Regions from separate parts of the Homo sapiens genome. Here region 2 is linked to region 1. Evidence: chromatin loops called from intact Hi-C (ENCODE). Cell type or tissue: OCI-LY7. All regions are shown on one strand. Links, peaks and the distances in the headings refer to the core of each region. The heading gives the core; the rest is flanking DNA.

Region 1 (10,470 bases), core at 1,354-9,353:
CAAGCCTGATGACGATGTGATATATCTTTATCAATATCAGATGTTAAAATAAAGTGAGGAGATTGGAGGAATTCTAAAGATATTTTGAGAAATGGCAGCATTACTGGGATATGAGTCCCAGTTGTGACTTCATTTCACAAAACACATTGGATTTCTGAACTGTGGCATGTATGCTAAAATCTTTCTGGTATGTTATGCTCACACCTCATCCTGTCAAGTGGTAGCTTGTGTTTTTGATCATAAGGTCTGCAGAGATTCATTATCGGGAAAAGTTTTCACATACCCATTTTGTTATTGTTGTTGTTGAGACAGGGTCTCACTCTGTTGCCCAGGCTGGAGTGCAGTGACACAATCATGGCTCACTGTAGCCTCCAACTCCTGTGCTCAAGTGATCCTCGTGTGTCAGCCTCCTGAAAAGCTGGGACTACAGGTGTGTACCATCATGCCTAGGTAATTAAAAAAAATTTTTTTTTTGTAGAGATGGGGTTTCACTGTGTTGTTCAGGCTGGTCTCAAACTCCTGGCCTTAAGTCATCTTTCCACCTCAGCCTCCCAGAGTTCTGGGATCATAGGTGTGAGCCACCACACCTGGCCCAGATACCCGTTTTTAAAAAGAATCAGTAATGCCATCCTGGCCTTGAAATTACTGAACTAAAGAAATGGAGAACCCAAAAGAAGAAAGATATAAAACTGATCAGCATTTTAACCAAAAAAATAAGTGAAATGATTAAAGTAGTACCCAAAAAGAAAATCTAAAAAGAACAGGGAAGGATGCCTTTGTTTAAAAATAACAGAAATAAACTCTGACTAGTTTAACTAACAAAGAGGACTTGTTGGAGGGATAACAGCAGAGTGATATTTAGCTGATTCACCCCAGCATGGTTATCCTACATGTTTATGGTTGGTTGGTGTTTATGCTCTACTCTTTGTTAAATATCTTGCCCAGCAGCCGTGAACACTGGAGTTCCTCATATACTCTAAGAGCTAGATGCAGCCGGACCCCGAAAATGAGCAAGAACCAGTGTATCGTATCTGCTAGTTTTGGCAACAAGTCATGAAAACTCAGACTTAAACTGGCTTATAACACGGGTTGGCAAATGATAGCCTGTAGATTAGCTACTTGTTTTACTGGGACACATTCACATCCATTCATATATGTATTGTCTAGTACTGCTTTAGAGCAAAACAGAGGACTTGACTAGTTGTGACAAAGACCTTACGGCCAGCAATCTTAAAATATTTACTCTCTGGCCCTTACAGATAAAGTTTGGCGACCCCTGGCTTCTATAATGGGTCATTTACTATCTAATATATTGGCTTGAGTGCCAAGGTGGACTCAAAACTGCCATCAGAGGTCCAGGCTTTTTAGAATTCTTGCTGCCATCTTCAGTGTTGCCCTCAAACAAGCATGGTCACGTTCATGATGGCAAGAAAGCTGACAATGGCAATCAGAACTATGCACTTCCTTGTTCACGTCCAGCATAAGACTAATTTCTCCCCTAGGAATGGAATACAAATCTTCAATCAGATGATTGGGCCAATTTAGGTCACATGTCCATCACTGGATCAATACAGTTGCCAGGGCATTGCCATGCACATAGTGTCTTGGACCAGTCTGCAACCCTCTCTAAGGATGGATGGATCCAGAAAAACATCAACATTAAGAAATGAAGAGTGGGCCGGGCATGGTGGCTCACACCTGGAATCCCAGCACTTTGGGAGGCTGAGACAGGCAGATCACTTGAGACCAGGAGTTTGAGATCAGCCTGGCCAACATGGTGAAACCCCGTCTCTACTAAAAATACAAAAATTAGCTGGGTATGGTGGTGCACATTTGTAATCTCAGCTACTTGGGAGGCTGAGGAAGGAGAGTGGCTTGAACCTGGGAGGCAGAGGTTGCAGTGAGCCGAGAGCATGCCATTGCATTCCAGCCTGGGTGACAGAGCGAGACTCTGCCTCAAAAAAGAAATGAAGAGTGATTGTTAAGTTAAGTGAGCAACAGTTCCCACACAACCAGGCACTGGAGGACTATGGAGGAACCTAGGAATGGTTTCTCTCTTCTGTCTCTAAATCTTTGCTTCTCTCTTCGACTCTGATTCATTTTTTTTTTTTATATCACAACCTGGTTTCTGCTACTTCTCCCAACATGGTGGCAAATACAGCTACCAATAGCTCAGATATTTACTATTACAGTCTTACGGCTCAAAAAAACTAAGCTCTCTTTTTCTCCGTCTTATTTTCAAGTACCTGGGGAAAGATTTTGACTGGCCCAGCCAGGGTCAAGATTATCCTTTAACCAAAAATGGGGTCATGTTCTTGAGTTTGGAAACTCCCACTATAACCACCTAGACACTAGTACAGAGTCAGTTAATTCTGAAAAAGAGTGTTGGCAGATAAGCCAATAGGTGTCTGCTACAGTATGTTGGTTTCTTCATGTCAGATAAAATCTATCTTTTCCATTATTCGTGATTGTATACATTAAGATTATTTTTCATTTTGAGAAACATAGACACAAAAGAACAGTCATTTAAACAAGACAGTTTATCTTTCATACAAAGCTGCAGAGGTAGACAAGCTTATTACATTTCTGTCCACTCATCTGCACTGTTACCCTTGTCTTCATGGTCCAAGATGGCAGCCAGAGCTCCTGCTTGCATGTCCATATTGGAGGCAACAGGACAGAGAAGTTGCCATATACTTCCATTAGTACTTTGCAAGGGAAATTGGAAAACAGCTGCTTTTTTTTTTTCTGAACAGCTACATGCCTAGCTTAAAACTCAGGGGTTCGGCCGGGCACAGTGGCTCACGCCTGTAATCCCAGCACTTTGGGAGGCCGAGGCGGGCAGATCACGAGGTCAGGAGATCGAGACCATCCTGGCTAACATGGTGAAACCCCATCCCTACTAAAAATACAAAAAATTAGCTGGGCCTGGTGGCGGGCACCTGTAGTCCCAGCTACTCAGGAGGCTGAGGCAGGAGAATGGCGTGAACCCAGGAGGCGGAGCTTGCAGTGAACCGAGATAGCGCCACTGCACTCCAGCCTGGGCGACAGAGCGAGACTCCGTCTCGACAAAAAAAAAGAAAAAAATCAGGGGTTCTATCACTATGGAAGAAAAGAACACATATTAGGGGACCAATAGCAGTCTCTGCATTTTGATTGTTCATTTTTAGAATACATAAGGCTCTTAAGCTAGAATAGTTTCTTATTTATTTTTAATTGACAAAAATTGTGTATATTTATGGGGTACAATGTGATTGTTTGATCTATGAATACATTGTAGAAAGAGTCAATCAAGCTAATTAACATATCCATCACCTCATCAACTTACCAATTTTTTTGTGGTGAGGATGTTAGAAAGCTATTCTTTTAGCAATTTTGAAATATACAATACATTGCACTGAATGGTGACCACAGTTAAAAGAGTTTCTTTTTAATACAGAAAGAAAAAGAGTAGTCATCATCAAGTAACAGAGTTTAAAAATACAACTCATGTTTTATACCCACATAATTGAAATTGAAATACATTAAAGTAACAGAAAAAATATACAAAACACTGCCATTGTTTACTTATGTCATGTGTGGCCTTCAAATAAAGGCAATTTTGTGTCATAGTGAGGAGCTATCTGCCAGACAGTGACAACCAGTTCATGTCACTTTTGACAAAACTCTGTGTAAATTCTGTAGGTTTGTGGTATAAAAGGAGACAGATTAACATTCCTTTAATTCAGTCTCAGTCTTAGAAACATGAAATGCTGAAAAGTTATTTTTTAAGCCCAGGAATCTTCTCCCACCCATTAAGCTATCAAAATGGAAATGTCCAAAATGACCAGGTGTGTTTGCTCAACGAAAAAAAAAAGTGTTTCAGTTCTGCTTACTGCAATGACAGCTTGTAAAGCCTTCATCAAAGGAGGCTTTACAAGTTACAAAGCAAGCCTTTGTAACTTGCTTTTTCAAATTATGATTAATGGGCCTACTCTTTTCACAGCCAGTTTCCGATGGAAAGAAGATTCAAGTAATATTCTCCATGCTACTGTGGTCTGTTCTTAGTGGTGACTACTACAAGCCTGACTCAGTCAATTTAGATTTAGAAAAAATAATAAAGCTCCAGTCTCATGCCTGTGAATGAATGGGGAGTAGAGAAAGGGATTTTTTTTAGTACCTGAAAAGTTCCAGCAAAACTAAGCTTCATTGCTGAGGGTGTGTCAGCTGTTCAGGGCAACACCCTTCCTGCAGTTCGGGAGTACAAGAGCACAGACGTCAAGTATTATTTGGTGACAAGAATAGAACATTATTCTGAGCAAAAAAGTGTTATTCAAATTCTACCAAAGCACACAGATGCTGTGACATGGTAATTATTCTAAGAGTGATTAATTTAGAAATTACCTAACCTTTTTGGTTTCTATTTTCGATGACATTTGTAATCTAAATGAGCAACAAACCTGTGCCTCTCCAGCTTTTACATCAAACTCCAAACCTGATTTCCACTTTTATTTTAGGATCAGCAACTCATTTATTAGCGTCAGTCTGTATCTCAGAGATATAAGGCCATTCTAGGGCCAGGTGATCTGCAGACAAGGAATGGAGAAGTAAGAGAAATTACTGCTATCGTTTTCGAGCAAAGCAGGAGAGTAACACATCACCATTTGACTGTCCCCTTCCTCTCCCGTGCTGCCCCTAGAGATCTGAGCAGAAGAGGAGGTCATAGAATGGCTGATCTTTGCTGAGGGTTGGGACTTTGGCCTCTTCTTGTGAATCAACAAAATAATCAATCCAGCATTGGTTGTACTTAATTAAGTTTTAGATCCTCAGCAGATCTGCTTATTAATCCATTCTTTTGCAATAATTTTTCTAGCATCTGCCTCTACTGGGCTCTGTGTTAAACTACGGGTATACACAGAATCATCAGAAAGGGGCCCCATTCTCAAAGAACTTACCATCCAGTGATACTGGTATTAGTTTCAGTTATAGGAATAAGCAGCATGCATTTAGGAAATGACTGACAGGAAATATGTACAAATGATCATAATGGTTAGATGAAATTATGGGTAATTTTTAAAACTTCCCCAAATTCCTACAATGTTATCATATTCCTATAATTATATTCATCTAATGGTTTGAATTTAAAAATACAACAGTAATCTCAAGCCCTAGTATTGAAATTGAGTGATGAATTTTTATTTCTTCAAATAAAACTACTTTAAGTAATATAACCTCCATTATAAATTGTAAAAGTTACTTTTTATAAACAGACGTCAACTATTTAATCATAACACAGATTCTATCTATCATAGCATAACACAGTTATTACAGCAAATCCACTTAAGTCTTCCTGGGACAAGGGAAAAGGGCATAGGTGAAAACCACAGAATAAAATATCTTGGACTATTTTAGGCCTTCCAATGAGGGCAGTGAGATGAATGGCCCTTTTTAACCTCTATACAAACCATGTTGTCATTTACCATGCACCTATGATGTAGTGGCTAGGCTTACCAGAAAACACTCTTAAGCAGCCTCAGAAATGTTGAGTCATTCGTACATGTAATCTACCTCATAATACTGAGAAAAGTACTTGAAATGTCTCAAAAAGAGAAGCATTAGTACAAACTTGTAACAGCTACAGTGGTCATCAGACCCGGACCAACTGTAGTCAATGGTTTTACCCACAAGCCAACTTGTGAGTCAGAATCCCACTTGTTTTCAGCTGAAAACACAGGTGATAGGAATTCAAGCCCTCTACCCAGTGCTATGAACACTGTGAGTACTCTCCAGATGGGAGCTATGGGTATTGTCCTTCAAAGATACAGAATAAATGTTGAGGTGTCGTTTTGACCATGAAACCTGATCAGTTCTATGCTTTAGCTACATGCCTTTCTGATGCCTTCAGAGTACAAATACCCAGATGGTTTGAGTATTTAAAAGGAGGCTTATCAAAAAAAAAAAAAAAAAAAAAAAGAAGGGTTGAAAAGAAAAGGCACTTATTGAGTTCTTCAAAAACAACAGTTGAAGTGAATAAACTGTCATGGGTGCTTTTAATATGTAAATTTGCAAAGTCATATGCTTATTTCTGTTATCAGGAAGTAAGTGAAAAAATTCCTTTTAAATTCACTGAATCAACACAGATATGATGTGTTTTGTTTTGTTTTTTTTTGGGGGGAGTGCGGTTTTTTTGACACAAGTTCTTGCTGTTGCTCAGGCTGGAGTACAGTGACACAATCATAGTTCCCTCTAACCACAAACTCCTGGGCTTAAGCAATCCTACCACCTCAGCCTCTCAAGTAGCTAAGACTACAATGCTATGCCACAAAGCCCAGCTAACTTTTGTATTTTAATTTATTTTATTTTAATTTAATTTTATTTTTTGGTAGAGATGAGGTCTCACTATGTTGCCCAGGCTGGTCTCAAATTCCTGGACTCAAGCAATCTTCCTGTCTCGGGCTCCCAAAGCACAGGGATTATAGGCATGAGCCCGCATGCTGGGCCCACAGATATGATTTTTATAGACTTTTCTCATTTTTGTCGTTCCTGTCTCTGAAGTTCTGAACTTTCATTTATTCAAGCATATTTACTGATTTCCTACCATGTGGCAGACATTGATCTGGTGCTTAGAATACATCAGTGAACAACAACAACAAAAGATCTCTGTCTTTATAGAGGTTACATTCTAGGTAGAAGACATAAAACAAACTATAAACACAATAAGTAAGTAATTTCAGTAGGATATTACATGCGATAAATGCTTTGGGAAAAGGAAATGTTAGACCAGGGTAAGGCATCAGGAGTGCCAGCTGTGGAGAGGGAAGGCAAGTTCAGTTTCAGCTAGGCAGCAGGGGAGGCCTTGCTGAGAAGGTGAGAACTGAGTGAACAGGTGATGAGGATGAGGGGTGGGTCATGTGCTGTGGGGGAAAGTATCCCCGTCTGAGGGAACAGACATAGCTGGGGCATTTGAGGAACAGACATAGCTGGAGTGTTTGAGGAACAGTCAGGAGACCAGTGTGGCTGGCATGGAATGAGTGAAGGTGAGGTTAGCAGGAGATGAAGCCAAAGAGGTAATGAAGAGTTGGTCATCTGAGTGGTGTAGGCCTTTGTAAGGACTTGTATTTACTCTGAATGAAAGAGGGCACTATTGTGAGTTTTCCAGCAGAGGCGTGATACGATGAACCTACACATCTGAAGCATCTCTCTGACCAAATCCCACAGTGTGGCAAGGGTAGAAGTGGAGAGACTTGTGAGGAAGTGAATGTGATCATCCAAGAGAGAGATGACAATGGCTTGGAACAGATTGGTAGCAGCGGAGGTAGTGAGAAGTGGTTGGATGTGGGATATATTTTGAAGAGGAAGCCAACAAGATTCGGATGTGAAAAAAGAAAAAAAGAAAGAGGAGTCCAGAAAGACTCGAAAGGTTTTGAATAGAGTCACCATCGACGGATGGGGTGCAGACTGGGAGTGGAGCCAACTTCAAAGGGAAGAACAGAAGTCCAAGTTTGGACTTGTTAAGTTTGATATATGAAGCAGGCAGCTGGATAAAGCTCTGGAGTTCAGGAGAGAAATCTGAGCTGGAGGTGCACATTTGGCAGCTTCTGATGATATTTAAGGCTATGAAACCAGGTGAGATCACCAAGAAGGTGAGTAAGGAAGAGAACAGGACTAAGATTATGAGGTCAGAGGGAAAAGGCGGGACCAGCAAAGGAGTCTCAGAAGGAAGTGAGGAGGAGGAAAATAAAGAAAGGGTGTGTGCTGGAAGCCAAGTAAAGAAGCTGTTTCAGAGACAAGTCAGTCATCACTGTGTCGGATGCTACTGACACACACCTCAGATGTTGCCTGAGAAGCGAGCAATGGGCTTAGAAAAGTGTAGGTCAGGCCAGGCACAGTGGCTCACACCTGAACTCCCAGCCCTTTGGGAGGCCAAGGTAGGCAGATTGCTTGAGGCCAGGAGTTTGAGACCAGCCTGGCCAATATGGTGAAACCCTGTCTACAAAAACATACAAAAATTAGCTGGGCGTGGTGGCGCATGCCTGTAATCCGAGCTTCTTGGGAGGCTGAGGCAGGAGAATCACCTGAACCCGGGAGGTGGAAGTTGCAGTGAGCCGAGATCGTGCCACTGCAGTCCAGCCTGGGTGACAGAATGAGAATCTGTCTCAAAAAAACAAAAGAAAAGTGTAAGTCATTGGTGACTTTGAAAAGACAAGCTTCAGTAGAGGATTCATGGGAGAAAAACTTGTCTGAAGAAAGATTAAGAGGTGATAAAAAGAGAGAAATTAGAGGCAGCAAATATCGATAACCATTTAGAAAAATTCTGCTTTCAAAAGGAGATGCAAAGAATTGGGGCTGTAGCCCCATTTTTCTTAAGTGTTTTTGTTAGGCATTAGTATGTAAAATTAATACTTGCTAAATGAATGTCCTATTTTTTCAGACAGGCAAACATGTCTAATAAGTGTCTACTAAATACTATGTAATTACTAGAACATTATTGGAAAATTAACAATTTACAATGGAATTAACAAACTATGAATTTTCTTTTCTGTACAAGGTCTTTTTAGAGATTATAATATCATCTCCATTATAGAAGAAACTGTGCAGGCCAGACACAGTGGCTCACGCCTGTAATCCCAACACTTTGGGAGGCCGAGGAGGGCAGATCACTTGAGGTCAGGAGTTTGAGACCAGCCTGGCCAACATGGTGAAACCTTGTCTCTACTAAAAACACAAAAATTAGCCAGGCGTCTTGGCATGCGCCTGTAATCCCAGCTACTCGGGAGGCTGAGTCAGGAGAATCGCTTGAACCTGGAAGGTGGAGGTTGCAGTGAGCTGAGAATGCCACTGGACTCCAGCCTGGGTGACAGATCGAGATTTCATCTCGGAAAAAAAGAAAGAAGAAAGAAAAGAAGAGAGAGAGAGAGAAAGAAAGAAAAAGAAAGAAAGAAGAAAAAGAAAGAAGGAAGGAAGGAAAGAAAAAGAAAGAAAGAAAGAAAGAACGAAAGAAAGAAAGAAAGAAAGAAAGAAAGAAAGAAAGAAAGAAAGAAAGAAAGAAAGAAAGAAAGAGAAAGAAAGAAAAGAGCAAAAGAGGCCTTCTCAAATTGATATATGTTTTAGGATCTTCACTCCCATCCTTCTCAAAATGCTACCATTTATCTCAGCAAGAGCACCTTGTGAAGCATAAGCACAGCAACCTTTGCCACTTATACCCAAGACCTTGCAGCTCTTAGCATCCAATGTCTTACTTCCAATAATACTGTACGATGGGGAAAGGCAGTGAGTTGGTATGTGGGTGCTGTGGGTGTGAGGAAGATAAAGACAGAGGAGGAAGCATGTCTTAAAAGTCAGATATAACTCCAGTGACTAATTTTGACTGTAATTTTGGTGTTTTGTGCTAATAACAAAGGCTAACTTCAAACCCAAAGGTGCATGTGTGTTTGTTTGTTTTTAAGACTTTTCTTTTTTGGAGAGGTGAGAACAGCAGGAATTTTTTGCTATTTTGCTCTTTATTCAAACTATACCTAAGCCATATCATGGTATCTAAATCACTGGTAATATCCTGAAACTTGCATTTTAAAAATCTGATTTAATTTAAATAGCTCTGAAAATATCCTCCAAAAGAGATAACATTTATTGCACCCACAATCATAGTAAAGATCATCTCTAAGTAAAAAGAACATGTTCTATCTTATGCCTTTCACTGACACAGATCATTCCTCACCTAGCTGTATAAGTAGTTTCCTTGTGCAAGAATAAATGTTGAAATTATGTTTAATATACTATGGAAAAGAATGTATTGCTAATCTCTGTGTGAAACTTATGTCTGTGTTAGCAACATTCCAATTGTAATATAATATAGCAGAATGGTTAAGAACACTAGTTTTGAGACCTGCAATGACAGTGATGGCCCAGGAAGTGCCGATGAAGGGGGAGGCATGCCCTCCTGAGTTCATCTGGGCACTGGAGAGACAGGTACTGCGCAGGGTTGGGTCTAGGATGTGGCAGAAAGACAGAACATGAGGAGGATGCAGGGCCTCCTGCTCCCATGCAGCGCTGGCTACCATGGGGGCAACAATGCCTCCATGCAGCAGAAAAAGTACTGCAGGGAAAGCTGCATCCTCAGGCCCTGGTGACCTGCAAGTTGGAGAAGTTCCAGGACCAAACAACCCAATGCACCTGCAACAACACAGTCAAAGAGTTGATGGATACGGGGAGCAAGAGTGTGGATGAGCACATAAACCATATCTATGATCAAAAATATAAAGGGTTCCCTCTCATCCACTGGAAAATAAGGATCTTTGCCCATGACCATCAGGGTTAAGAACAAGAACTATTTAAAAGAATGAAATATTTTGTCTTTTAAGAAAAATTAAGGAATGAAGCAATCAAGAATTGTATTAAGTTCAAATAATACGTTAACTTGCCACTGGACATTTGGCTCCATCTTACATTTTGATCCATAGGAATAGAAATTGAAGAAAGTGATGATAAATTTTG
Region 2 (10,470 bases), core at 1,296-9,295, 130 kb after region 1:
TAATAATGTAAGTATGTAATTACTTCTTCTTTTTTTTTTTTTTTTTGAGACGGAGTCTCACTCTGTCGCCAGGCTGGAGTGCAGTGGCGTGATCTCGGCTCACTGCAAGCTCCACCTTCCGGGTTCACGCCATTCTCCTGCCTCAGCCTCCCAAGTAGCTGGGATAACAAGCGCCCGCCACCATGCCCAGCTAGTTTTTGTATTTTTAGTAGAGACAGGGTTTCACCATGTTGGTCAGGATGCTCTCGATCTCCTGACCTTGTGATCCGCCCACTTTGGCCTCCCAAAGTGCTAGGATTAATTACTTCTAACATTTGAGTGTCCCACTTCACTCTTCCCGTCTGACCCAGACTGAGGGCACTGGTGAAAGTCCACTTATTATGTCTCTAAGGTTATAAGCTCAACATAACTCTAACACTTTGGCCCTTCGTTGCAATGGATCATCTTGTGCTACCACTTCTTTTTTTGTTTAAGACAGGGTCTTGCTCTGTTGCCGAGGCTGGACTGCAGTGGTGCAATCACAGCTCACCACAGCCTCAACCTCCCAGGCTCAAGCAATTCTTCCACCTCTACCTCCTGAGTAGCTGGGACTACAGATACACACCACCATTCCTGGCTAATTTTTTTCATTTTCAGTAGAGACGCCGTCTGACTAGATTTCCCAGGCTGGTCTCAAACTCCTGCTCTTAAGCAATCCTCCTGCCTCAGCCTCCCAAAGTGCTTGGATTACAGGTGTTGAGCCACCACACCCTGCTGTGCTACCACACTTTAGAGACCACTGGTTAATAAACCTATGTTCCATTCCCTTCTCTGTTTTCTCTAAGCACTGCCCTATAGCAAATCAGAACAGCAAAACTCTGCATCACTGAACTCTGTTATTCTGTCTGTCACCCCCACTTTCAGAATTACTCTTATATAAGTATTCTTTAATGTTTTATCCTCAAATTTTATCTACTTTTTTTTTTTTTTTTTTTTTTGAGACGGAGTTTCATTCTGTCGCCCAGGCTGGAGGGTAGTGGTGTGATCTCGGCTCACTGCAACCTCTGCCTCCCGGCTTCAAGCAATTCTCCCTGCCTCAGCCTCCCCAAGTAGCTAGGATTACAGGTGCCGGCCACCACACCTGGCTAATTTTTGTATTTTTAGTAGAGACGGGGTTTTGCCATGTTGGCTAGGCTGGTCTCGAACTCCTGGACCCAAGTGATCCACCCACCTCGGCCTCCTAAAGTGCTGGATTTACAAGCGTGAGCCACCACGCCCGGCCTCTGCTTTCTTAAAACAGATTTTTGTATACCCACTGTGTGCCAAGCCCTGTCCTAAACCGGGTGATATAGCAGGAAAAAAAAAATCCCTGCCTTCATCGTGTTTGTATTCTAGTGTACAAGATAGAAATAAGCAAGAAAAAGTAAATATATGTATATATACAATATGATAGTGAACTGTGCTGAGGGGGCAAATAAAGTAGAAAGAGGAGATGCAGATGCAAAATGTCATATGCTGGGGCAGGAGGAGAAGTGTTTGCAATATCAAACAGGAAGGCTAGGGAAAGCCCCACTGGGAAGGTGGTATTTGAATAAAGCTCTAAAAGAGCTGAAGAGAGAAGGGAGTGGCCACTTAGAGGGGCATTTAGGCAGAGAGCTCTACAAGGCCCTTGCAAGGGCCCTGAAATAGAAGCATGTCTGGGATATTTCTACAATAGCAAAGAGGCGTGTGATGCCAAGTGGTATGAATCAAGGAAGAGTAGCAGGTAAGGTCAAAGAAGTAAAACGACAGAATTTAAGTGACAGATGGGGATGACAATAGATTATGGAGAGCCCCCTGGGATTTATGGCTTTAATTCTGAATGAGATTGGGACATTGGAGGGTTTTGAGCAGGTGAGTGACTTGATGTGACATATTTAATAGGATCTGAATACACTGAAGGTGGGATCAGGGAGAACATTGCAGTAATCCTGGAGATAAATCATGGTTTGGATAAGGTGGTGGCAGTGGAGGTGGTTTGAAAAGTGATCAGATTCTGAATGTGTTTTAAAGGCAGACCTGACAGCATTTGCTAGCAGATCAGCTACAGGGTTTGAAAGAAGAGGGATCAAGGATGACTCCACTCAATCAGCCTCAGCAACTGGAAGGATGGAACTGCCATTTGTTGAAGTAGAGATTATAGGAAGAACTGTTTAGGGGATGAGGCTCACTGGTGGAGGAATCAGGAACTCCGTCCTGAGTGTTAGACTGAGGCACCTGTCAGACGACATTTGCCAAAGGAAGGACAACTCCACTTATAACTACTATCAAAGTTCTCAACCATTATGATCAGTGTTCTCTGTATACCCCACGCTAGCTTAGAAACAAACAAAAAAGTATCCCTCCTGATGAATGGTGAATTTCCTTTCATTGAAATAGAGAGTTGGGACACGTCTCATGGTTCTCTCTTTGCTTTGGCTTCCCTCTAAGGAAATGAAGTTTTGTTTTCAACTATAATCGCTTCATTTAGCGAAAGCATTCTGATAAAGTTTTTCTTCCTCCTCGCCATATACACCTTTTTCCTTGGCTCTTGCCTTTAAAAAAAAAAACAAAAAAGAGTCTTCAGTTTTCCTGAATCTTAATATTTTGCTGCTTCAAATCCTTTTTGGCAGTGGCAGAGCACAAGTTGTGCTTTGCTTTTAAAGTTTTTGAAAAAATATTTGAGTGCTTATGGAAAACAGAATTCTTAAACCTATAAGTTCAGATTTTAATGTCCAGTTTCCCTGAAGGAAATAGGCCTGTATTTGATAATTATCAACAAAAAAAAGTAATAAGATCGAGTTTTCCAGGCCGGGCGCGGTGGCTCACGCCTGTAATCCCAGCACTTTGGGAGGCCGAGGCAGGCGGATCACGAGGTCAGGAGATCAAGACCACGGTGAAACCCCGTCTCTACGAAAAATACACAAAGTTAGCCGGGCGTAGTGGCGGGCGCCTGTAGTCCCAGCTACTTGGGAGGCTGAGGCAGGAGAATGGCGTGAACCCGGGAGGCGGAGCTTGCAGTGAGCCGAGATCACGCCACTGCACTCCAGCCTGGGCGACAGAGCAAGACTCCGTCTCAAAAAAAAAAAAAAAAAAAAAAAAAAAAGATCGAGTTTTCCTAATAATCGCCATAAAATACCATGTCCATGCATTGTGTTAGATGATGGAACAGGAATGTTGGGTTATTTAGGTTGACATTAAATTGTCAACTCGGCTATGTGTGTGAATATTAAGCCACAGCGTACAAGCATTCCTCACAGCTAACATGTGCGTGTATGCTATGTGTCAAGCACTATTCTAAATGTACCCTACTAGGAATATTACTGATATTATTTTAAAAATCAAAGCATCCCTGTGAGGAACCAACTGTTAGATTCATTTTACAATGGAAACCAGCCATAGCAATGTAACTTGCCCGAGATTCACATGTCTTTTAACTGGGGGACTTGGAATTTGAACTTTGGAAGTCTCACCCAATTTGTGTGTACATAATCGCCACATTTTGTTGCTTCCCCATTTTAATGATGGAACACATTGAAGGAATTCTTTTGCGAGTTGGTAAATAAGTATGATTTCTGGCACATGACAGATATTCGAAAACTATTTCTTGGATGATTGAACAAAACTGAGAACTCTGGACCTTTAAGCTACTTAATACTGAGTAGAAGCATTAATAAAAATAGTCAGAAGAATAAAGGTTACATACAAGCTATTATTTGATCAGAAAATATGCTTTCATTGGCTGAAAAATAGGAAGGGAAAAGGTGAAGATACTACAAAAAGTGGCACTAACTGGAAAGTTGACAAGGCAACAAGAAGAAAATCGATGGTGCCAGAATAGAACAAAAGGATTGCCCTGGAGGAAAGAGAAGAAATATCAATGACAGCCAAAAAGGATGTCATCCAGACATTCAAATTTTTAAGAACCTATTTTAATGAGGAAAGGCACAACAAGCAGCCAATATTTAAAGGGAAAATTAAGATTTCCTGAAGTTATATCGTATTACTGTATAACTATTAATAAAAATAATAAAATATAAACTAGAGAGGATCTTGGACATCAAGTTACAGATGAGGAAATGAAGGCCAGGATGAACTGATTACTGATTGACAGATCTGGTATTAGAACTTCCATGCCTATGTCTATCCTCCAAGACTCAGTTATATTTCCACGTTTTGTTTGTTGAAGCAGAGGTAAGAACATTGCATTTTAAGTTTTTGTTTTTAAATTATAAGTGTCTGCAGAGTAAAACTATCAACTCTTGTTGTCATGTAAACAATGATTCCCAAATGTAAGGAATGATCTGCTTCAGATTTCATTTAACTAAAAGGCTGCTTAGTTTGGAAATGAAAGACAAAAGCAGGGAAAGAGAATCGAGAGTTGTCCAGTAGACTCACTTACAGTCCTTTGGTATGCTATATAAATCATTATAAATCATTCAGCTAATATGAGTGCTCATTCAATGACAAGGCTCTTATTTTACTCTACTATTTGTTATGGAGTTAGGACAGTTATTTTGCCTAGCATACCTCTGCAGGAATGCAATGTATTCAGATACTGTTCACTTTCAATTGGCTTGTCAAATGACCTTTGGGAAATTAGTTATTTGAAATGGAGATGGTAATGTTTTATTAAAATGTTAAAATCACTATACTATCAAGCAATTCAAAAAAATCTTTCTCAATTCACAAAGTAGTTGAACAATAGTAACCTGAACCATAGCGACCATAAAGTTGTCTAAATTTGGGGCCTGGCGCAGTGCCTCACGCCTGTAATCCTAGCACTTTGGGAGGCCGAGACGGGGGGAGGGTCACCTGAGGTCAGGAGTTCAAGACCAGCCTGGCCAACATGGTGAAACCCCGTCTCAACTTAAAAAAATAGGAAAATTAGTGAGGCATGGTGGTGGGCACCTGTAATTCCAGCTACTTGGGAGGCTGAGGCAGGAGAATCACTTGAACCTGCGTGGCGGAGGTTGCAGTGAGCCGAGATCACACCACTGCACTCCAGCCTGGGCGACAGAGCAAGACTGTCTCAAAACAAAAAACAAAGTTGTCAAAATCTGGAATCGTGAGGGGCAGGAGTTGAATTGGACCAGGTGTATAGGGACAAGAGAATGAACGGTTCACACAGGCTGTCTGCTATCTACAGCCAGGAGCTCCCAAAGTAGTATGGGCTCAGGTGGCAGCTGCGGAGGGGTAGTGGGAGGAATCCCCTACTGCGAGTCTTCCCAAGTTGTTTTGCACAGGGGTTGGGGAAGAGAGAACAAGCAGTTTTTTGGAGATTGGTCTCTCTCCCCAACTCCCATCTCCCTCTTTTTCTCTGTCTCCCTCTCCTCTCTCATAAACACACCCACCAAAGAAATCCTCCAAATTCTGGAATAAGTATAGCTTCTCAAGGTGACTAGGTTGAAAGAAACAGTGTTCACTTGAGTGTGTAAATTCTAACATGTTTCTTAGTGTCATTTCTATATTAGTCATACTGCATGAATGCAAATGTTGATTCTATTTTTCATTGATTTTATTCAAAGAACTCAACTGTGACAGGAATCCCTGAATCAAGTATACTATGCAAAGTTGGTATCTTGTTGCAAAGGTAATACAACTGTGAAGTGATACTTGTTATGATGAAATTAAAGTCAAAGATATGACTCTTGGGATGTAACCTTTTGCAGAGAAGCATTAAAAGAATGTTATTCTGCTTTGGTATATGCTATAGGACTTTTAAAGTTTGAGAGTTAACAATCAAGAGTTTCTTTGCAGCTGCTTTTATGGTTTCATTATTGCTACTGATTTCAAATATAGCCGTATTTATTTACCAAAGTGTTTTAATTCCTCTTTAAATACAAAAGGACCATTGAAAATGTTGTCTGGGTGGAATTTCACAAATACAAGGAATTCTTCAGACAAGGCATGGGTCCAAGCCTTAATCCAGTCTGGCCTCAGATACCAGTCCTTAAATGTTCCTTTATCAAAGTAGGTAACAATGGGCAGTTATTCACTGTAAATAAACTAGGGACTGAGTGAGGGGAGTTAGAAAATATCAAGATAAGCAGTTTGCCCTTCGGAGAGGACTCAGTTGTACTGAAGCCAGCATTTCCTATCATTTTGTAACATACTTTTATTTTTAACTCCTTGGCTCTGTGGTCATGAATCTCATTACCTACCATTCTATGGGAACAAAGTAATTCAACCCTTTGGCATCAATGAATTAATACTTCTTCTACCCTATTTTAGTTCCTTGGGTCTTTGGTGGTGGCCCTATGTATGGAATTAGACTTGCAACAGTAGATGGTCTCAGACTAACAAATTTACAGCCTCTTCATTTTGGGAGCTCAGTGGGCTCTTTGAAATAAAACAAAATCGGAGCTTTTTTTTTTTTTTTTGAGATGAAGTTTTGCTCTGGTTGCCCGGGCTGGAGTGCAGTGGCGCAATCTCAGCTCACCACAATCTCTGTCTCCCGGGTTCAAACAATTCTCCTGCCTCAGCCTCCCAAGTAGCTGGGATTACATGCATGTGCCACCATGCCAGGCTAATTTTGTATTTTTAGTAGAGACAGGGCTTCTCCATGTTGGTCAGGCTGGTCTCAAACTCCTGACCTCAGGTGATCCACCCAACTCGGCCTCCCAAAGTGCTGGGATTACAGGCGTGAGCCACTGTACCCAGCTGGAGCATCTTAAATGTATTTTAAAGTTATCCTCAGTCTAAGGAGCTTTTTAATCATTCAATGGCTAATGGAAAGGATAATCCAAATTATCTGTAGCTGAAACACTTTTGAAAGGATATATAGTTTGGAGGACAGAGTACAGAGCAATGACCCAACATATCAAATTCTCTAACAACAAATTCCAAGGAATTTGTTCCTATTAGCTTGCATTGGAATGTAATTCTGTGTTGATCTGTGACACTAGTTCAAACATCTTTTTGATCTGCAAAAATGTTTTGTCATAATGGGAATTAAAATAGAAAGTTGATCTTCACCTTTTCATTCATTCCCTCATTACGATGAGTTAAGCCTGCTGACCAATGAAATGTCCTACAAAATAGGAGCAACATGAGCAAAATAATTGACATAACAAGGAGAAATACACACTTTTACTCTGAGAATATTACATTAATTTGACCTTTGTCATTATTGTTGTTTGTTATGACTGACATTTTGGACTGCTGATTAACCTGGATTTCCAGATATCCTTGGCTTGTAAGTACATCTGTAACCACAGGACCCAGCATCTACTAGAGAGGGTTTGCAACAAGAAGCTCATACCTCACTGAGTGAAAATATTTCAAAAACATCTATTTTGTCACTTTGTTTCTTTAAAGTTTCCCTTTATGTGGAAAGGTGATAAAAGGCTTTATTTAGAGAACTAGGTATAATTAAACAAAAGGGAATCTTATGTAGTGACACTATTTTCCTGGCTGGAAAAAACACATTGACTCTTAAGGTTCTTTATGTGCTTCTGTTTGCATGGTTCATTTCCAGCTAACACAGCATTTCTGAAATGCCAACATTTGCTTTTTGTTTTCTGGTGTTGTGTCTAAGCAAACTAATATGGGTGCCAAGAAGATAATGCTGGGTTTTTAATGGAATGCCAGATCATCAGTTCTTTTTGAAGTGGGGTTTGAGTTAGTTATTATGTTAATAAATCTAAATTTTGATCCCCTTTGTTGACCAATTATTTTCTCCTGAAGAAAAACTATCCTATGACCAGCAATCTTGCACATATATATTGGGGCTAATATATACTGGAATGAATAGATAAAAGAGTGTGAATAATGCAATACATCACAATCAATCTGATTAGAAAAACAGCTCAGAGCAAAATTATCTGATAATTTAAGATACCAAAATTCTTTTTTTTTTTTTGGTATTTGTATTGGAATTTAATTATATATTGACCCATGACAGCTTTCCATTAGCCATTACCAAAATCTCTTTTTTGGTATTTTAAATTAGTAGCATGATTGGTACCTGTATGATTGGAAGTTAAACTATCAGCTGTTATTCTGCTTCTTAAAGGCTAGGGGGGCTTGTCAATAGAGTAAGGGTCTCCCTCTCTTAAACGGAGGTCTGTCCAAGAGAATAAAATACTTACAGGAGACCTGAGGAGATTATGAGAAATAAGATGTCTTGCATACAGTCAGCCTGCAGTTAAATATTCATTGAATATTTGAGCAGATTAGAACTGGAGCCTTCATCCTTCATGTGTTGAAGAACTATTTTTAATTTTCTAGCAACCTTAAGATCACTGGATAGGAGAGGAACTCCACTCTTGAGTGGAGAAGTAAAGTAGGAAGAGTCTAGACTGACAGTTGTGATAAGCCTTTTTCTCTCTCCTTGTCCTGTGGGACTCCTGGGGAAACCTCAAACACAGAGGCCTGTTGACAACTTAAATTGGAAAGCAAGAGCTGATTTTAATTTGATCTTTTTTTTCTGCTTGAGTATCACAATTTACAATGCTCTGGTAAAATTAGTGATTTTTTAAAAAATCATTAAAGATGTCTAGAGGGGAATTCTTTCTTTTCAGTCACCATGAGAGTGGTTGTTATATAGAATATTTCTTAATTGCCTGACTACCCAGACATGTTTATCCACTAGGAAAGTGAAGCATGTATTAAAAACTGAATACCTACTTTGGGTTCATTTATTCAGTAAAAATATATTGAGCTGAGAGGCTCTGGAAATACAAAGATGAATAAAATAGACATGGTCCTTACTCTTACAATGCTGCAGTCTTGCAGAAGGTAAATAAGCAATTACAATATGGTGTAAGTGCTATAGCAGAAGGAAAGATCTTTGGAGAACAATTTGGAAGTTCCTCAAAAAACTAAAAATAGAACAACCAGATGATCCAGTAATCCCACTGCTGGGTATATACCCAAAATAAAGGAAATCAGTATATTGAAGGGATATCTGCACTCCCATGTTTACTGCAGCACTGTTCACGATATCCAAGATTGGAAACAACCTACATGTCCACCAACAGATTAATGGATAAAGAAAATGTGGTCCCCATACACAATGGAGTACTAATCTGCCATAAAAAAAGAATGAGCTCCTTTCATTTGCAACAACATGGATGGAACTGGAGGTCATTATGTTAAGTGAAGTAAGCCAGGCACAGAAAGACAAAGTTTGCATGTTCTCACTTATTTGTGGGAGCTAAAAATTAAAACAGCTGAACTCATGGAAATAGTAGAAGCATGGTTACCAGAGTCTGGGAAGGGTAGTGGGGATATGGGGGAGAAGTGAGGATGGTTAATGCGTACAAAAAATAGAAAGAATGAATAAGACCTAGTATTTGCTAGCACAACCTGGTGACTATAGTAAAAAATAATTGTACATTTAAAAATAACTAAAATAGCAAAATTGGATTGTCTGTAACACAAAGAATAAATGCTTGAGGTGATGGATACTCCATTTACCCTGATACAATTATTACATATTAACACGCCTGTATCAAAGTATCTCATGTACCCCATAAATCCATATACCTATTATGTACCCACAAAAATTAAAAATTAATTTTAAAAAAGAGGAAGAAGACCTTTGGGAGCACATAGAAGGGGCACTGAACCAGACTCTGGAAATCAGAGAAGATGCTGTAAAAGGAAATGTTTGGAATCAGGGACTTGAAGGAAAAGGGAGATAGCTAAAGATGGGGGCAGAGTGGCAGGTGGGGACAGTGGGAAGAGGATTCCCAGCAGAAGGAATGTCTTAGTTTTTGCAGTGACTCAGCACCAATAGAGAGTAGTGCATACTTGAGAAAATGGAATTGAATGTGGGTAAATGGAGAGTAAAAGGAGGTGAGTGGCAAGAAAAGAGGCCAAAGACACAGGCAGAAGACACATGGACAGGCTTTTGTAAGCCAAGTCTAGATGTTGAGCTTTATCCTATGGGCCATAAGGAATCAGAGAATGGTGTGATTAAATCTCAATGCTTCAGGCCAGGCGCGGTGGCTCACACCCATAATCCCAGCACACTGGGAGCCGAGGCGGGTGGATCACCTAAGGTCAGGAGTTCAAGACCAGCCTGGCCAAGACGGTGAAACCCTGTCTCTACTAAAAATACAAAAATTATCCAGGCGTGGTGGCGGGCACCTGTAATGCCAGCTACTCAGGAATCTGAGGTAGGAGAATCACTTGAACCTGGCAGGCGGAAGTTGCAGTGAGCAGAGATCACACCACTGCACTCCAGCCTGGGTGACAAAAGGGAAACTCTGTCTCAAATAAATAAATTACCACGTTTGAAAGATCACTGTGGCTGTACTGTGGAGAATGGGTGTGGAAGACTGGAGGCAGAGAGACAGAAAGTTATAGAATAGCCCAAGTGAACGATGATGGGGAACTGGAATAAGGGAAGTAGCAGTAGGAATGGAGAGAGATGAATGGGTCTGAAACATATGTAACATATGTAAAAGTAAACTTGGCAGGGCTTTATGATTGTTTAGATGAAAGTGTATCCGTGACAGGCTT

The links. Hi-C counts contacts between places; a loop is a spot of excess contacts. Peaks named below come from ENCODE experiments on the same cell type or tissue, not always from the same donor. Only the 100,000 strongest peaks of a DNase experiment are listed, where the experiment ranks them.
Region 2: it touches region 1 in a loop (5-fold over the local background); 2 of 110 quality-filtered maps call a loop at or near these places.

The regions. Positions count from the first base shown.
Region 1 is chr2:64,208,224-64,218,693 of GRCh38, reverse strand. No RefSeq gene overlaps it. Among named protein-coding and RNA genes, the nearest start is that of LINC00309, 8.0 kb to the right of the region's middle. In OCI-LY7, for the core only: a CTCF peak has its summit at 4,813; DNase peaks (open chromatin) are centred at 3,903, 4,633 and 5,573; H3K4me3 peaks cover 2,577 bases; H3K27ac peaks cover 4,488 bases.
Region 2 is chr2:64,081,578-64,092,047 of GRCh38, reverse strand. No RefSeq gene overlaps it. Among named protein-coding and RNA genes, the nearest start is that of PELI1, 58 kb to the left of the region's middle. RefSeq lists an enhancer at 5,115-5,304. In OCI-LY7, for the core only: no CTCF peak of the experiment used is centred there; DNase peaks (open chromatin) are centred at 1,547, 2,137, 5,127, 5,477 and 1 weaker place; H3K4me3 peaks cover 5,659 bases; H3K27ac peaks cover 7,389 bases.